Regions from separate parts of the Homo sapiens genome. Here region 1 is linked to region 2. The links are chromatin contacts, found by POLR2A ChIA-PET in ENCODE. All regions are on one chromosome and are shown on one strand. Each heading gives the region's core, a stretch centred on a gene start or an enhancer-like site at or near the end of the contact. The rest is flanking DNA. Distances are from core to core; before and after follow the strand shown.

Evidence for each region. ChIA-PET counts read pairs that join two places held with the same protein, here RNA polymerase II (POLR2A).
Region 1: POLR2A ChIA-PET joins it to region 2 with 10 read pairs in WTC11. The contact joins the enhancer-like site here to the promoter of SH2D7 in region 2. POLR2A ChIA-PET finds 5 or more read pairs at or near these places in 2 of 52 experiments (WTC11 and activated CD4-positive, alpha-beta T cell).

The regions. Positions count from the first base shown.
Region 1 is chr15:78,213,058-78,218,773 of GRCh38, reverse strand. All of the region lies in intron 1 of ACSBG1 (acyl-CoA synthetase bubblegum family member 1), which reads left to right. Among named protein-coding and RNA genes, the nearest start is that of ACSBG1, 19 kb to the left of the region's middle. Within about 2 kb of position 1,898, at least 11 of the 41 ENCODE cell types and tissues checked have a DNase peak (open chromatin) inside an H3K27ac peak, as active enhancers do.
Region 2 is chr15:78,088,173-78,094,056 of GRCh38, reverse strand. SH2D7 (SH2 domain containing 7) reads right to left here and starts at 1,496. Exons shown (of 6, transcript NM_001101404.2): 1 at 1,297-1,496. The coding sequence starts at 1,472.

The DNA.
Region 1 (5,716 bases), core at 649-3,148, 120 kb before region 2:
ATGCAATCTGAAGTCAGATTGCCTCGATTTGAAACTCAATCATCCCCATTACTATCTGTATAACCTTTAGCAAGTTACTTCATCTCTCTATGCTTCCATTTCCCCATAAAATAGGGATTGTAATTCAGTACCCACTTGATAGGAGATAATCAAATGAATTAATTTGTGTAAAGCAATTGGAACAGTGCCTGGCACATACTAAGTGCTCAGCAAATGTTAGTTGTCACTTTTTAAAAAGTGAAATAATATTCCCCTAAAAGGCCAGGCTCCTTCTGCTCTGTGTCCCCACTGCCTGACCCCTTTGCCTGCCACATTCAGAGCTGCCTCTCACGTGTACAGGCTGTGTATGTGTGTCTTTATCTTCCTCTTTAAACCCTGGGCTCCTCCACGGCAGGGACCAAGTCTGTGAGCCAGAACCAGCCCACTGCAGAGCACAATGCCCCCACAATGCCTCCACTGGCAGAAGCCTCACCCCAGCTTCACCCCTACCCCCACTCCCACCCCCATAAAGTTCCTCTGGAGTCTGAGGAATAGGCAGTGTTCTTTCTTCTCATCTCCCTGGAAGAAAGGTAGAGAATTACCTATCTTGAGAGCTGGGACTTACAGGCCGTCCCATCCACCCTTTCCCCATTTTACAAATGGGTTAAGTAAGGCCCTCCTAGGAGAGGAGTACCTAAAGTCACGCTTGCGGTACTTAGGATAAAAATGGCAAGCAATGGGGAGATGGTGATTTTCTAGTAGCCTTTGCTTTGGGCTGAAATTATGTCAGCTTTGAGCATCGCACTGCCCTTCCTGTGGTAACCAAAACCACCAGCTGGCCGTTCTCTGTGTCTGTCATCAATACAACATATGAAAACACCTGGATTACGATTTAATATATGCGCATGGTTTATATAAAACATTTTCCAGGCCGGGTGCGGTGGCTCACGCCTGTAATCCCAGCACTTTTGGGAGGCCGAGGCAGGCGGATCACGAGGTCAGGAGTACGAGACCAGCCTGACCAACGTAGTGAAACCCCGTCTCTACTAAAAATACAAAAATTAGCCGGGTGTGGTGGCGTGTGCCTGTAATCCCAGCTACTCGGGGAGCTGAGGCAGGAGAATCGCTTGAACCCAGGAGGCAGTGGTTGCAGTGAGCCGAGATCGCACCACTGCACTCCAGCCTGGGCGACAGAGTGAAGACTCCATCTCAAAAAAAAAAAAAAAAATTTTTCCAAAAGGGTCTGATGATGAATGGTGGATGCAGGGGTTTAGAGGACCCTGAAGTGCCTCACTCTCTGTACCTCCCTATTCTTTGTCCCTATCCTGCTCCACCCCAGTCACCCAACAGGCCTGAGACTATTCGGTATGGCTGGCTTGTTAGGAGCATAAACTCTGGAACCCACTTGCCCAAGTATATATTGTGACTCTGCTAACCAAAGGACCTTGTCAATTTCCCTAATTTCTCTGTATCTCAGTTTCCTCATCTGTAAAGTGAGGGTGCTAATAGTACCTCATTGGGCTGTTACGAAGATTGCATGTGTAAGGTGCATAAAACATTGTCTGAGACGCAGTGCTGGTTATGTGTTAGTTACAAGCTAGTACTGTGATTATTCCTGTCTGGTTTTCTTTTGCATCCTTGGGCCTGGGGGGCCTGGCAGCACCCAACTTTGCAGCCTTGTCCCTACCTGATGCAGCAGAATTCCAGCCCAGAGCCCTAGATGACCAGTCACAGATAGAAAATGAGAAGGCCCTTTATCTGTGATATCTGAGGAAACAGAGTCCCAGAATGAACCAGGGACTTGCCCAAGGTCACAAAACTGAAACAGAGCCTGGGCTAGAAGCCAGATGTTCTGGTGCCCAGAGAACTTTGTCTTGGGTACGGCCAGGCTGCTTGCCAACTCCTTTAGGGCTTTGGAGTGGAACTTGATGTCTGACACATTTATTTGTATACAGCAGGCTGTGGGATTTGGCATGACAGAGTTGGACACTATGAGCACTGCCAACTGGGTAAGAAGTGAGCTGGCTGGGCTGCCCCACCCACCCAGGCAGGAGCCAAGGTGGAGCTGAGATGAGCCTTGGGGGTTGAGGCCTCTCAGCAAACACACTTCCTTTGGGGTCTTGGGCTGGGGGCTTCAGTCAGTCAAGGGCTCCAGGGTGCCTGCTCCAAATATGTTCTTCCTAGTGGATTCTAGGGGGATATGTCTTAAACCACCCCTGCCCTCACCCTTTCTGAAAGATTATAGGTCCCTAGCAGATCTCTGCTCAGCCCAAAACCCCACCCGTGTGAGCTGGAAAACCGAGACTGGGGATGGTCCACAGTCCATGCCTATCACCTTGGCCTTGAGTCCTCTCCTCTGCGCTAGCCTCCCATGCTGTCTCGCATGAAATAATCAGACCTTTACTCCTTGCCAGCTTTCTTCCTTTAACATCATTATACCCCCTCCCCAAGCCTGGGCCCAGCAACCCTGCAAAGAATGCATCTTTGTTCATCGATCCCATCATCTCTAAATCTTCGAGGCAGGGACTGTGTCCATTTTTGTCACTTTATACCCCCTCGTCCCATGCAACATCCGGCACAGAGGAGGTGCTAAATCAATACTCATAGAAGGAAGGAGGATCCTCAGGGAACTGTCAGTCACTGGGGCAGGAAGAAATCAATTCCAACTTTGGGAATGAGGACTTAATTCATATTTTTATTTCATGACAGTCCATTATGTTTTTTAAAAAAGCAATACCCAGTTTCTAAATGCTGAGTGCCTTGGGAGGAGATCAGCCAGGGCAGCTCCAGGAAGAAGCATGAGGGCTGAGGTCCCTCCCAGAGAAGGCGAGCTTTGAAAAGTGTCATAGGCGGCTCTACCACAGCAGGTCAGCTAGTGGGTTTTGTAAGGAGACGAAAGGGTAGATTACACATTTCCCAAGCCTTCCTGATCTTGGAATGAGCCATGTGCTGGCATTATAACTGTTGAAGTTTCCTTCCTTCCATCCTTCCTTTCTCTCTTTCTTTCTCTTTCTTTCTTTCTTTCTTTCTTTCTTTCTTTCTTTCTTTCTTTCTTTCTTTCTTTCTTTCTCTTTCTTTCTTTCTCTCTTTCCTTCTTTTTCTTTTCCCTTCCCTTCTCTTCTTTTTTCTTTTCTTTCTTTTTCGAAGTTTTGCTCTTGTTGCCCAGGCTGGAGTGCAATGGCACAATCTCGGCTCACTGGAACCTCTGCCTCCCAGGTTCAAGCAATTCTCCTGCCTCAGCCTCCCAAGTAGCTGGGATTACAGGCATGCACCACCACGCCCAGCTAATTTTGCATTTTTAGTAGAGACGGGGTTTCACCATGTTGGCCAGGCTGGTCTTGAACTCTTGACCTCAGGTGATCCACCCGCCTCGGCCTCCCAAAGTGTTGGGATTACAGGCATGAGCCACCATGCCTGGCCACTGTTGAGGTTTTCAAACCTCATCAGTTTGGACACTGTGCATCCAGAGCTAGCCTTGAAGGACATTTGAGGACATTTCTTTTGTCATTCTCTACCAACGTCAAGTATCAGTGACAATTCCATTCATTAACATCATGACTCAGCCCTCACCAGAAGAGGGAGGAGGAGAAGAGAAACAAGTTCATCTTTAGCTCTTCAGGACAAAGGAGAGGTCTGAATTCCTTTCTGGGATTCACTAGGATTGGGGTCGTTAATATAGCATGGGCTTCCGAAGTCCTGTGACAACAAAAAACAGCAAGAGAGCATTGGGGTGCAAAGTGCATTGATGGGGGTCTATGGGGGGGCTCCCAGCAGCTTCTCAAAAGGGGTCCTAACGCATCAGAGGCTCAGGACCAGTATTCGAGTCAAACTGTTAGGGTGTCCTGAAGTGGCAATAGGCAAGAATTGCTGAGATGTAATTGAAATTTGGTGAAGGGTAGAATTCTTTTGAAGTTAAGAGTGCTGGCATTGACCTACCAGTTTAGGGTAACAATCTGACAGTCGTTTGCCATCTGACTAGGTGGAGGACCTTGAACAACCCCTGTCCCAATTGCTGCCTCTGTGCCCTGCTCCTTGGCCTTAAAATTAGGGCTGAGGCTGGGCGCAGTGACTCACTCCTATAATCCCAGCACTTTGGGAAGCTGAGGCAGGCAGATTTCTTGAGGTCAGGAGTTCAAGACCAGCCTAGCCACCATGGCCAAAACCCCATCTCTACTAAAAATACAAAAATTAGCCAAGTACGGTGGTGCACACCTATAATCCCAGCTACTCAGGAGGCTGAGGCAGGAGAATCACTTAAACCTGGGAGGTGGAGTTTGAAATAAGCCAAAATCGGGCCACTGCACTCCAGCCTGGGCAACAGAGTGAGACTTTGTCTCAAAAGATAATAATAATAATTAGGGCTTAAAATTTCCACCTAACACTAGCTAGGGCTGCCTCCATTTTTTCACCTCATCCAAACCTCACTCACGCCAGAGGCAATTTGGAATTTGGGAGTTGTAGCTTGCAGGTAATAATTAAAGATGAGGGAGTGTGTGAGCTCCCTAAGTGGGAGAGGGGGCTGAGAGGTGGGCAGATCACCAGGGACAGCCCCCAGGAAACTCCAGGAAGCAGGAAAATGCTGGTGGGGGCTGGCTGCTGCCACAGACCGGCTAGTCCCTGTAGTGAAGGAGGAGGTAGAGGGTGGAGGGGGTATTAGAAGGCACAGCGCAAGGTGCAGGGATATTTGTTACCATGGAACAGGGGCTCTCCTGTGGGAATGGGGGGAGCTGGGATGGTTGGCTAAGTTTTATGACATGCACATACTGGGTAAACCTTGTGTACGTAGCATCCTGGCTTCAGAGCAGGCCGTGGAGACCCCTGTTCACAATGCTGGCTCTGTCTTTTGCTGCCTGGGCAACACTGAGCAAGTCTAGCGTTCTATCACCTCTTTTGGAAAATGCGACTACTAATAAAACCTACATTGCAGGGCCGTGGAGAGAATGGGAGAAGCCAACACAAGGCACTCGGCATAGTACATGTGCTTAGTAAGGAACCAAACCAAACAAAAAGACGAGCTTCTCGCCCAGCCCTGGGGGACCCAGTGGCAGGAACTGTCTCCCAAGGCTCTGCCAAGGATGACGGCCAAAAAACTGCCTCTCCTGCCGCCCACCCTTCTTATGTAAGAGCCACACAGGTGGGCAACTGGGTCCCGTGCCATATAGGTCAGAGGTATCTGGGGCTACACCTCAACAGCAGCCCTAGGGCAGGCTGGGGCGGGTCCCCACTCATGCCCAACCCCACTGCCTCATCACCCGGAACCTGGGGCATCCACAGCGACTGGCTCCCATACTCAGCATGCCTTAGCTGAGGGAGCAGAGGGGTTGCTGAGCCCTGTGCCTGCCAGGTGCAAGAAGGAGGAAGGTGAGCACCCTGGGGCAGCCAGACCCCCAGGCACACCCTCTACCGTGAGTCCTCTATGGGGGTCTTCAGGCTGGGAATTGGCAATTAGGAGAGAGCTGCCAGAGGCCCAATCTTTGAAGTGAGGCAGTCCATGCAGACTAAAGAGAAGCAGGGGGCGTGGGGTCCGCCACGCAGGGTGATGGGGAAGCTAGCGTGAATCGCCATTGCAGACTATATTGTTGCTATTGGGAGCATCAGGCTGTGCACAGGCCTGTGTGACTAGCACTGTGGGGTTTGGAGGAGGCATTGCTCTCCCTGTTTGGGGTTTTTAGGATATGGGGAACTAGTTAGGCAACACCTTCCATGGAGAACATTCTCCAGCCATTGGGGAGTCAGT
Region 2 (5,884 bases), core at 247-2,746:
GCCTGACTTAGGCCTCTCTTGGAATCCCTGCTGGCCATGCCTTTGGGTTCCAGACCTCCAACCCTTTATAGAGGAGCCACTCAGACCTGTGGATGGGTCTGTGGCCTGTCAGGGTTCAGCATGTGGCCTATCTGAGCCCAAATGATTAAGTTCAAGACTGTCTGGGGCTGGGTCAGGGTCTGAAGCCATATGCAACCCCCCCAACTCCCCACTGCAGCCTCACTAGCAGGCACATTGGTTGCTGACCCTGGCCACCCACTCTCCACCTGGATGGTTGTGTAGCAAGAATAAATCCACACAGCTGGAGATGTTGAGGTTTAGTGGGGAGTCCCTCCCTCAGAACCACTGTGTACAGTGCTGCAGGATGTGCACTACACACAAGCTTCTGCAGGGAGAAGATGCTGCTGTGTCTGAAGCAGCTAAAAGGGACTCATTCCTCTTCCTGTCCCCTTCAATCCCAGGCAGTTACAGAGATTTTCCACATGGTGCCAAATACTTTGGAGGCATGAAGAAAAGTTCCAGCTGTCTTGTGGTTTGGCAGTACACAGACCAGATATGTATTCCCTCACTCACTTACTCACCAAATACCGAGCGCCTGTTCTACGCAGCTAAATCATTTGCAGGACCAGGTGCTAAATGAAAACATGGGGCCCCTGGTTCAAAACGATTTAGAGTTTCCAGACAGTGACAGCAGAGCATTAAACCAAATGTGGAGCCCTTTTGACCCTGTGCTGCTGCACGAGTCAGTGACCATAAAGCTGGCCCTGGCTCTGTGCAGGTGCTGTGCCAGGACCTAAGGACTGGCTGGATTTGCCATTCCTTCATCAGGTGTTTTGGCTGCTTGGAGACCCAGCCCAAATAGAAAGCCAAACCTGTATCTTGGCCTTTATACCTAGGATAACCATGCATCCAGGTTTGCCTGGGATGGCCCCATTTATGACGGTTCTCCTAGCTTAGTTACTAATAGTGTTCCGGTTTGGACGATAAAAGATATGGTCCCCTAGTTACTCATCAAGTCAGGGCCTGGCCCTCTTTCTGTCCTCTGGCAGCCTGGCAGCCCCAGCCATCCTCAACTTGTACTAAAGTAGAGGCCGTTGCCCTCCCCGACTCTGCCTACAGAAGCCACCACCAGAGGATGTGGCGCTCCTCAGTCTGTTCCCCTGCCCCCCGCCTCCAAGGGCCCCTGCCTAGCCCAGGGAAAGGATGGGAACCAGTCTGATCCAGAGTTCCCAGACCATTTTCTCAGCCCCAAGGGGCTGTGGGCTATGAGGGACCTGTGGGTAGAAGCAGCCTTACTTGCGGGTGATGAATCCATGAAACCAGGGAGGCAGGGCACCGTTCTGCAGAATGAAGGGGGCCTGTGTCTCCATGAACCACTTCAGGGCAAGCTCCTGGAGCTCAGCCAGGGCCTGGCTGTCCCCTGCCCCCTCAGGATCTCTCCCCAGGCTGAGCTGCTTTAGGCTGTCCTCCATGCTGGCAGGCACCAGAGTGGAAGCAGAGCGCAGCCAGTGCACATGCCTCTATATCTGCGTGTGCTCTGGCTCATTTGCCTGAGCCCGTGCCCTACCCAAGGGCCCATAGCACACAGCAGCCCCATTGTCACCTCTGGGCTGGTGGCTGGTTCTCTCCTCTGATGCTTTGGGGTGGGGCACCTTGGCTGGCTGCAGACATGGGGGAACAATCACCGTAGCAGCCTGAGAGGGGTAGGGAAGGCCCTCCGTGGCTTCCTGGCCAGCAGATAAGCTACCTCACTGGGTTTGGCCCTGTTCCCCACAACCTCCTGTCTTTGTCACAACTAAAGATCAGACCCTGGCAAAAGTCCACAGCACTGCCCCTGGGAGCAAAGCAGTGGATTTAAATTCTAGGTATCCTTCCTTCGTGGAGGCTATTTTTATTTTGATGGAGAAGTTCTGTGCTAACCAAGTCTTCCATCCACTCAAGATTTATTGAGTCCTTACTGTGTGCCATGTAAATCTGGGCCCTGGGAATAAAGCAGTGAATAAAACAGCACTTTGCCCTCATGGCACATACATTCTAGAGGGAGACAAACAAATATATGTGTAGAATATAGAGTCAAATGGAATAAGCACTCCAAGACAAAGGCAGAAGAACAAGAGAGCACATGGGCTGCATTATGCAGACACAGAGTCAGGGGTCGGGGTCAGCCTTGTCCAGGAGGTGACACTGAACAGTGAAGGAGGAAGCCAAGCATGTACCTAGGGGAGTAGACTCTTGTCAGCAGGGGGAAAGCATGTGCAAAGACGAAGAGGTGGGACTTTGTTGCAGATTTTGAAGAAAAAACAGAAGCTCATGTCGTTTTAACAGAGAGGGGACTTTGGAGTAGATGGGTCCCCTGGAAAGGCAGGGATAGGCCTGTGGTAGGAAGCTTTGGAGCAGTTAGGGCAATGGGACCATTTGTTCACACAAACATCCCTGAGTATCTAATGTGTTTCTGAGTTTCCTAGCAGAAATCCAGGCCGGGTGGATGGTAAGGCAGCAGATGGTGCAGTCAGCCTCAAGGATCTTGGTGATACTCCCACTTCCACCACACACTGATGTGAGACCACCCTGGGCAAGTAGCTGGGACTGACGTGGGGTCTCAAGAAACTTACTAAATTGTTGCAGAGAACTCAATTTCCTCATCTGTAAAATGGGCATGAGGCAAAGCTATTTTCTAGACTCTAGGGTCATTATGAGGACTAAGTGAGAGGGCATAATGGTTGATAATGAAGGGGCATTTATATAAGTTCAAAAATAGGATGCAGGTACTGTTACAATATGACTGAAGTGATTTGTTGTCATTTCCCCTGCTTAAAGCCCTTGATATATAACTATCTCTGTCTAACTCATTCTGAAGTAAGACAGAGATGCTTGGTTTCATTTTTCCTTGAGGCCAGACCTGTAATCCCAGTACTTTGGGAGCACAAGGTGGGAGGATCACTTGAGGCCAGGAGTTCATGGCCAGCCTGGGCAACATAGTGAGCCCCTGTATCTAAAAAGAAAAAGGCAGAACTAATCAATGGCGATAGAAGTTAAGATAGTGGTTACCTTGGGGACTGGGTGGGGAGCGAAAAGCTGCTGGTGCTGACAGTGTTCTGTTTCTTGATCTGGTTGGTGGGTTGAGTGAGTGTGGATTGAGTGAGTTGAGTGAGAGTGCTCACTGTGTGAAGATTCATGGTTCATGCATTTTTCTATGTCTATGTTCTACTTCAGTGAAAAAGTTTAAAAAAATGAGGGTGTTACAGCCAGATTTCCTTGGTTCAAATTCCAGCATACTAGCTATATGACCTTAACCAAATGATCTAACTTGTCCTGCTGTTAGGAAGGTTAGATTAGTTAAATCCTTAGAACAGTGTGTGGAATAACATAGTGACTAGGATTAGCTATTAATTTGATGATGATGATGATGATGATGATGATGATGATGATGATGGTGATGCAAGATTCTGAAATACAGAAGGTCTGCTCCTGTTGATAATTATAATTATTGTTATTATTACAACATCATCATGGGTTATCTGAAATCAAGATAAAAATGCCTGTGAGGGTGTGTGTGAGGCTTATAGTGTAGAGAACACGCAAGGACATGAGGCAAACCTGTGATCTCAATCTGGGCAGCTCTTTCTCATCTTATTTATTTATTTATTTAGAGACAGAGCCTCGCTCTGTCGCCCAGGCTGGAATGCAGTGGCACGATCTCCGTTCACTGCAACCTCTGCCTCCTGGGTTCAAGCGATTTTCCTGCCTCAGCCTCCTGAGTAGCTGGGACTACAGGCGCGTGCCACCATGCCTGGCTAATTTTTTGTATTTTTAGTAGAGACGGGGTTTTACCGTGTTAGCCAGGATGGTCTTGATCTCCTGAGCTCTTTCTCATCTCTCAGCCACATTTTCCCCATCTGTGAAAAGGGTAACCATACTTAGCTCACCTGGGGATGGGGTGAATTACTACAGATAGTGCTTTTCTCACAAGGACAAGCACATAGGCACATAGTAAGTGTTCTTGGAGGGTCTACTACTAGGAACATCACTTTTATAAACCATTAATTCCCAGCCTTGACACTGGAGGAGTCAACTCTTGCCAGGGGACATCCTAAGGGAACCATCATTCGCATGCTTGCTAATTGGTCTTCCCTGTCACAAACATAAGCCAGGGATATAATGGCATCAGAACGGAAATCCCAGGCCTGGGCTGACAAGGACTGGAACTCTTTAAAATGAGAAAGGGGGCTGGGCATGATGGCTCACACCTATAATCCCAGCACTTTGGGACACCAAGGCAGGAGGATTGCTTGAGCTCAGGAGTTCAAGACTACCCTGGGAAACATAGCAAGGCCCCGTCTCTACTAAAAAAAATAAAAATAAAAATAAATTAGCCAGGTGTGGTGGTGTACACCTGTGGTTCCAGCTACTTAGGAGGCTGGGGTGGAAGGATCGCTTGAGCCCAGGAGGTTGAGGCTGCGGTGAGCAATGATTGCACCACTGCACTCCAGCCTGGGCAACAGAGCAAGACCATGGCAAAAAAAAAAAAAAAAAAAAAAACTGGGCAAGACAGGGAGGAGGAAGATTACATCTTGATTTTCCCTAACCTTTCATTGAATTCAGCATTTCCTTCCATGGTGAATGATGCTGGGAACAAACCTCACTGGGTTAGCAGCACCTGTTACTTTGTTACCAACAGAAATAACAGATATTTTCATATTACACTACAGCTGTTGTGGACTCTTGGGATATCATTTTTGCTCATCATTACCTCAAAATTACAGTAATTAGACCCAACTCTGGATCTTGTTATTTAATGTGCCAATAAAACATATCATGTAATATCACAAATATTTTTATAAACCCTATTTCGATATAATTTATTTCCATTGCTCTCTGTATTTTATTTTGTGCACTTAAAAGAGTCTATTCTGAGAAGTCCATAGGCTTCGTCACATACAAAGAGGTCCATGGCACAAAAAGGCTAAGGATGCTGGGGTCTAACCCAGAGTCGGTTTGCTGCCAAAAGTGAGATCCTATAAGTATTCAAATGCAAAGAAATGCATTTCTATAATTTTCCATGATGCACTCTCTCTCCACCTTCCTTTCAGGCTGGATACTTTTATGGGCAGAACCTGGTCATTTTCCTAAGAAGACAAAGGCTTTATGTACAAAAGGAGGCAGAGCCCAGGATGGCTACGGGCCAGAGGTCAGATTCCAAAGTCAGGCAAATAAGGCGGGTCTCTATACTCAGTGGAAATGTGGGGCTGGGGAGGGGCAAGGCCCAGGTGAGCTCCATGAAGAAGGGTCGGGGTAGGAAAAGGTTGTTCTTGACGGTGCTCTTTGTGTCATTGTTCATTTCAATACGTGTGGTCACCTACTGGGTGCTGAGGCCTGGGCATAGAAAGAACACTGCAGTAGTCCTGCTCTCCTTCTCCACCTGGGGCCCAGAGGTACAGGGAGAGGGAGTAGAAGACTTCAGGCTCTGGAGTCAGACTTATTGGCTTAGCATCCCAGCTCCCTTACTTGTTGGCTCTGTGACTTCACTGTGTCTGTTTCTTCATCTATAAAAATAGAAGGGAGAAAAAGTACCTACCTGGTAGGTTTCAGGAATTCTCAGAGCTAATCTATGCAGTGAAGTGGCTGGGAGGCTCAGCGCATATGCAATAGATATCAGTGGCCATCATGATTCACCCACAGCTGCAAGTCATCCCCGGGACTGGGAAGTCCCCAGAATTCGAAGTCCCTATCCCTAGCAAAACTTCCCTGTCCTAAGTTCTCCTCTCTCAAAAGGCTGCTTTTCCTATAGCGCAAATAGATGGTAATGGATTATCCCACAAATGACTATCTACTGAAGGTGTTCAGCCTGGCTTGCCCTTTCAGGAAGCAGGTTGAGGTTTCTCCA